Regions from separate parts of the Homo sapiens genome. Here region 1 is linked to region 2. A link is an interaction called in ENCODE POLR2A ChIA-PET data of the cell type or tissue named here. Cell type or tissue: GM12878. All regions are shown on one strand. Links, peaks and the distances in the headings refer to the core of each region. The heading gives the core; the rest is flanking DNA.

The links. ChIA-PET counts read pairs that join two places held together with the same protein. Peaks named below come from ENCODE experiments on the same cell type or tissue, not always from the same donor. Only the 100,000 strongest peaks of a DNase experiment are listed, where the experiment ranks them.
Region 1: POLR2A ChIA-PET joins it to region 2 with 6 read pairs; 20 of 35 experiments call an interaction of 5 or more read pairs at or near these places.

What each region holds. Positions count from the first base shown.
Region 1 is chr17:46,207,679-46,210,479 of GRCh38, reverse strand. It overlaps a transcript of KANSL1 not described here. Among named protein-coding and RNA genes, the nearest start is that of KANSL1-AS1, 16 kb to the right of the region's middle. In GM12878, for the core only: no CTCF peak of the experiment used is centred there; no DNase peak of the experiment used is centred there.
Region 2 is chr17:46,139,473-46,142,273 of GRCh38, reverse strand. The region is part of intron 2 of KANSL1 (KAT8 regulatory NSL complex subunit 1); the gene reads left to right. Among named protein-coding and RNA genes, the nearest start is that of KANSL1, 53 kb to the left of the region's middle. In GM12878, for the core only: no CTCF peak of the experiment used is centred there; no DNase peak of the experiment used is centred there; H3K4me3 peaks cover 1,210 bases; H3K27ac peaks cover 1,338 bases.

The DNA of each region.
Region 1 (2,801 bases), core at 16-2,515, 68 kb before region 2:
TTTTTTTGAGACAGAGTCTCACTCTGTTGCCCAGGCTGGAGTGCAGTGGTGCGATCTCGGCTCACTACAACCTCCGCCTCCCGGGTTCAAGCGTTTCTCCTGCCTCAGCCTCCCGAGTAGCTATGACTACAGGTGCTCACCACCACACCCAGCTAATTTTTGTATTTTTAGTAGAGTTGGGGTTTCACCATGTTGGCTAGGATGGTCTCGATCTCCTGACCTCATGATCCACCCGCCTCAGCCTCCCAAAGTGCTGGGATTACAGGCATGAGCCACCGTCACCCAGCCACACATATTTATTTTCTCAGAGAATTTGGGTGAACTGGTGTGGTGTGATGTCCACTTTTAGAATCCATGTTGTCTTTTCCTCAGAAGGTTATTCATGCTGATATGTCTTCTGAGCCCATCTTTATTAGAGATTTGCTAGTTTGGGCAGTTTGAAGTTGCAGCCTACTTGAGTAGATGGAAGTTACTTTGATGACAGCATTTTTTTGTTCGTTTTGGTTCAGCACATACTTATTGAGTACCTAATATGTCAGAAGTTGAGCAAGGAAAATATTGATAAAGGAAAAGTGGATTCTATCCTCCTGGCATTTAGAGAAGGTCACTCATATGACCGTCAGCTAATATGTTCTGTCCTGCAGTTTAATAATTTATACTTAAATGCCTTTAAAACACAGAGAAGGGGCTGGTCGTGGTGGCTCACACCTGAAATCCCAGCACTTTGGGAGGCCGAGTTGGGTGAATCACTTGAGGTCAGGAGTTTGAGAACAGCCTGGGTAACATAGTGAAACCCTGTCTCTACTAAAAATACAAAAATCAGCCAAATGTGGTGGCACATGCCTGTAATCCCAGCTACTTGGGAGGCTGAGGTGGGAGAATGGCTTGAACCCGGGAGACAGAGGTTGCAGTGAGTCGAGATGGTGCCACTGCACTCCAGCCTGGGCAACAGAGTGAGACTCTGTCTCAAAAAAACAACAACAAAAAACCCATGGAGACTATTTTGGGTCTTCATGACTACCTGACATCTGACATATCAGTTTGAGGAATTTAGTATATTTAATGATGCATTTGATTCACTATTAGAGATTTGTATGCTTATTAAGAGTAATTTAGATAGCTTTTCCCCTCTACCTTCCCCAGTAAATATCGAAGCAAATAAGAATTATATAATATCAGCTGTCTTGCTTTTTATCAATCCCACTTATCAAGTGACCCATCCAGTTTTATTTGGCATCGAGCTTTTTATGTATTTAAACTGTCTCTTAGGTGACTTTGCATTTTCTTTTTTTTTTGAGATGGAGTTTTGCTCTTGTCACTCAGGCTGGAGTGCAATCGGCGCAATCTTGGCTCACTGCAACCTCCGACTCCCGGGTTCAAGCAATTCTCCTGCCTCAGCCTCCCAAGCAGCTGAGACTGCAGGCATGCGCCATCACGCCTGGCTAATTTCTGTAGTTTTTGGTTTTTTTTTAGTTGAGATAGGATTTCACCATGTTGGCCAGGCTGGTCTCGAACTCCTGACCTCAAATGATCCGCCCCACTCGGCCTCCCAAAGTGCTGGGATTACAGGCGTGAGCCACTGCGCCCGGGCTGCATCATTTTGTTGTAAGGTTTTTTTTTTTTTTTTGAGACGGAGTCTTGCTGTGTCGCCCAGGCTGGAGTGCAGTTGCAGGATCTCGGCTTCCTGCAACCTCCGCCTCCAGGTTCCTGCACCCTCTGTCTCCGGTGGGCTGAGCTGAGGTGGGACAGACTGACGCGGAGAGGAAGGGAAGCCACCTGGCCTGAAGATCCTGTCTCTAAGATCAGGTTCTGAGGTGCTGAATGTTAGGAGTACTACATATCTTTTTTTTTTTTTTTTTTTTTGAGACAGGGTCTCCCTCTGTCATCCAGGCTAGAGTGCAGTGGCACTTGGATCACTGCAACCTCCAGCCCCCTAAACCCCAGGCTCAAGCAATCCTCCCATCTCAGCTTCCCGGGTAGCTGGGACTACAGGTGTGCACTGCCACACCTGGCTATTTTTTTATATTTTTAGTAGAGCCGGGGTCTTGCCATGTTGCCCAGGCTGATATTGAATTCCTGAGCTCAAGCGATGCTGTGGCCTTGACCTTCCAAAGTGCTGGGATTACAGGCATGTGCCACTGTGCCCAGCCCCTTGGAGTACTATATATCTCTTTTGGGGAACAAAAGTCAGCCCAGAACAGGTGTATGTCATTTATCATGGGTACAAGACCCTCAACACCTACACATAGGAAATGAAAATTTTGGTGCAAATTGATAGCATGACTTGAAGAAGTAGATTATTTCTTTAGCATCTCGTGTATTTATCTTTAACAAGATTTTTGTTTTATCTTTGAAACTTTTTTTTTTTTTGAGACGGATTTTTGCCTTTCACCCAGGTTGGAGTGCAGTGGTGTGATCTTGGCTCACTGTAACCTCCGCCTCCTAGGTTCAAGTGATTCTCCTGCCTCAGCTTCCCCAGTAGCTGGTATTACAGGCGCCTACCATCACACCTGGCTAATTTTTGTCTTTTTAGTAGAGACGGGGTTTCACCATGTTGGCCAGGCTGGTCTCAAACTCTTGACATCAGGTGATCCACCCGCCTCAGCCTCCCAAAGTGCTGGGATTAAAGGCATGAGCCACTGTACCTGGCCTTTTTGTATTTTTTGTAGAGATGGGGTTTTACCATGTTGCCCAGGCTGGTCTCAAACTCCTGAGCTCAAGCAGTCCCCGCACCTTGGCCTCCCAAAGTGTTGGGATTACAGGCCTGATCCCCTGTGCTCAACCTGATGAGATCTTTTCAT
Region 2 (2,801 bases), core at 194-2,693:
GAGTCAAACTTGGATAAGTTAGAAATTATAAATTGTTTAAATTTTTGTCTGTTGATCTTTTGCCTTTAGCTTTCTTTCTCAACCTAAAATAGTAGAAATTCTTCATCCTTCCAGACACTAATAGGAGAATTTTAAATTTCCTTGTACATGTTTTTATTTTTGGAAACTACCCTTTTACCAATATAGTGAAACCTTGGCTCTACTAAAATACAAAAAAATTAGCCAGGTGTGATGGCACACACCTGTAATCCCAGCTGCTCGGGAGGCTGAGGCTGGAGAATCGCTTGAACCTGGTAGGTGGAGGTTGCAGTGAGCCAAGGTCATGCCACTGCACTCCAGCCTGGGCACGCAGAGTGAGACTTGTCTGAAAAAAAGAGAAATAAAGAAAGAAACTACCCTTTTAATTCATCAGAGCGTTTTTTGTTTCATAATACAAGGAAGTAAGTCCTCTCTAACCCTCTTTCCGAAAAAGCTGACTAGTATCTCAAAACCACTTAATTTTGTATTACTTTCTTTGGGACTTTGGAAGTTGCATAAGACATACAGGTTAACTTGTAAAGAATATCTTTCCAGAATATGGGTTGCCAAATTTTTACTAGATTCATTTAGGGTATTTTTTGTGAGGATACTGTATTCTTGGGCATTTTGTTCTTTTTAATTCCTTTTATGAGTATACACTCTCTGATTGTCTTTTCTTATTTCGCACCCAGATTTTCTGCAGTAGCTCAGTGGAATATTTTGAGCTTAGTGTAAGATAGACCGTTTGTAAATAAATGTAAAGTATTGCATAGAAGAATTTATTTGTCTTAGACCCTTAAGCAGCCCCTATGCTCCCCCAGTGAAGTTGATTTAGATGTGTAGACAACCTTGAGGAAAGAGAAGGGCTCTTCAGCTGCTCTCCTGTCTCCAAGTTTATCTAAATCTAGGGTTCTGTGAAATGATTTAGTCTTCAGTGTGGATTTTGCTCTGTGGGATAGCCTCTGAGTGTAAATGCTTCCTGTCCTGAGACCTACTGGGTTTAATGCATTTGCTTCACCTTGTTGTGTACACTCACAGGTGGGAATATAAAAGGATTTTCAGTTCAAAGAACCAGATAAACAATTTTCAATTTAAAATGTTTAGTTCTTACATAACTTAGTTTTGTAAAGAGAAATACAAGTACTTTAGTTAATTGTTGAGTACATTGTCTTTTTTTTTTTTTAAACAAACAGGATCAATCACTGTTCTGGGAATGCTTTATCTGAATTTCTGATCCTTTATGCATCCTCAGCATTTAACACATAAAGTAGCCCTGTGTATAACTTTTTGAGGAACTGCCTGTTTTCCATTTTATATTACCATTTTGTATTACCATGAGCGATATTTGTGGGTTCCATTCTCTCCACATTCTTGCCAATGCTTCTAATTGTCTTTTTAATTATAGCCATGCTAGTCAATGTGAAGTGGTATCTCATTGTGGTTTTGATTTTAATTTCTCTAATGGCTAATGATGCTGATAATCGTTTCAGGTGCTTAATTGGTCATTTGTATATCTTCTTTGGAGATCCTTTGCTCATTTCTAAAGTTATTTGGTTTTTAAAAATTGTTGAATTGTGTTTTTTGTATATATTCTGGAGACCAGTGTCTTGTCAAATAGATGATTTTCAGATATTTTCTTCCATTCTGTGGATTGTATTCTCATTTTCTTGATTATTATTTACAGAAGTTTTAAATTTTGATATAGTCCAATTTATGTTTTTTTTTTGTTTCTTTTGCTTTTTGTGTCACAGCATAAGAAATCATTGCCTAACCCAAGTTCATGAAGAATTTACTCCTATGCTTTTTTCCAGGAGTTTCAATGCTTACATTTAAGTAGGGCTTTGATCGACTTTAAGTTAGTTTTCTGTATGGTGTGAGGTAGGAATCCAATTTTATTTTGCCTGTGGATAGTGGATATTCAGTTGTCCTTGTACCATATTTATTGTAAAGACCTTTTTTTCCCCATCATGTGTTTTACAATGTAAATTTAGTTGTGGAAACTTATTTGCAGCTTAAAATTTTTTCCGGTTGTATAGATTACATATTTTTCTTCTTTATGCTACTCTTTATTTTCCAGATATCTGCAGTAAAATTTTGGCAACAAAAATATATATGTATGTATGTGTATGTGTATATGTGCACACCAGAGTGCTAACAGTGATTATTTCTGAGGGATGGGATGGGTTGGGATGGAGGAAGGGAAGGGATTACTTTCATTTATTTTTTAATACTTTGAAATTTTATTATGAGCTTTTTTGGTGTAGTAAAAAATAGAAAAAGTTTTTGTCTCTCTGGATTATGCTAATTTACTTGAATTATTGTGGTGGCCTGTAAACCAGGACCAAAAGTATTTTTAAAAATTTTTGCCTTTTCCCTTCCCTCTCTCCTTTTTCTTTTCTTTTCTTTCCCTTCATTCCTTCCTCTTTTTTTAAGGACAGTATATTCTGAGAATGCTTTCAGTTCGTGGAGGGTTAGTTTCCAAAGTCAGGGTGCTGTTGTAGGAGAGGGACGGAAACTAACAATCAGTTAGTGCCTATTTTTGGTATTATGCTTTTATGTACGTAATAATCCTTCACATTTTTACAGTTAGGCAACAGGAGTACTAGACATAATGATTGACTTCCCGAGGTCACAAGGCTTAGTAATTGGTTAAAACAAGAAGTAGAGTCAGGTTCATATCACTCCAAAGGCTGGGTTTCCTCTGCTTCTTCGTGCTGAGTAGTACATAATAAGCAATTCATTGAATGCTTGAGTACACATGTGCACATTTAGATGGGTGAGTA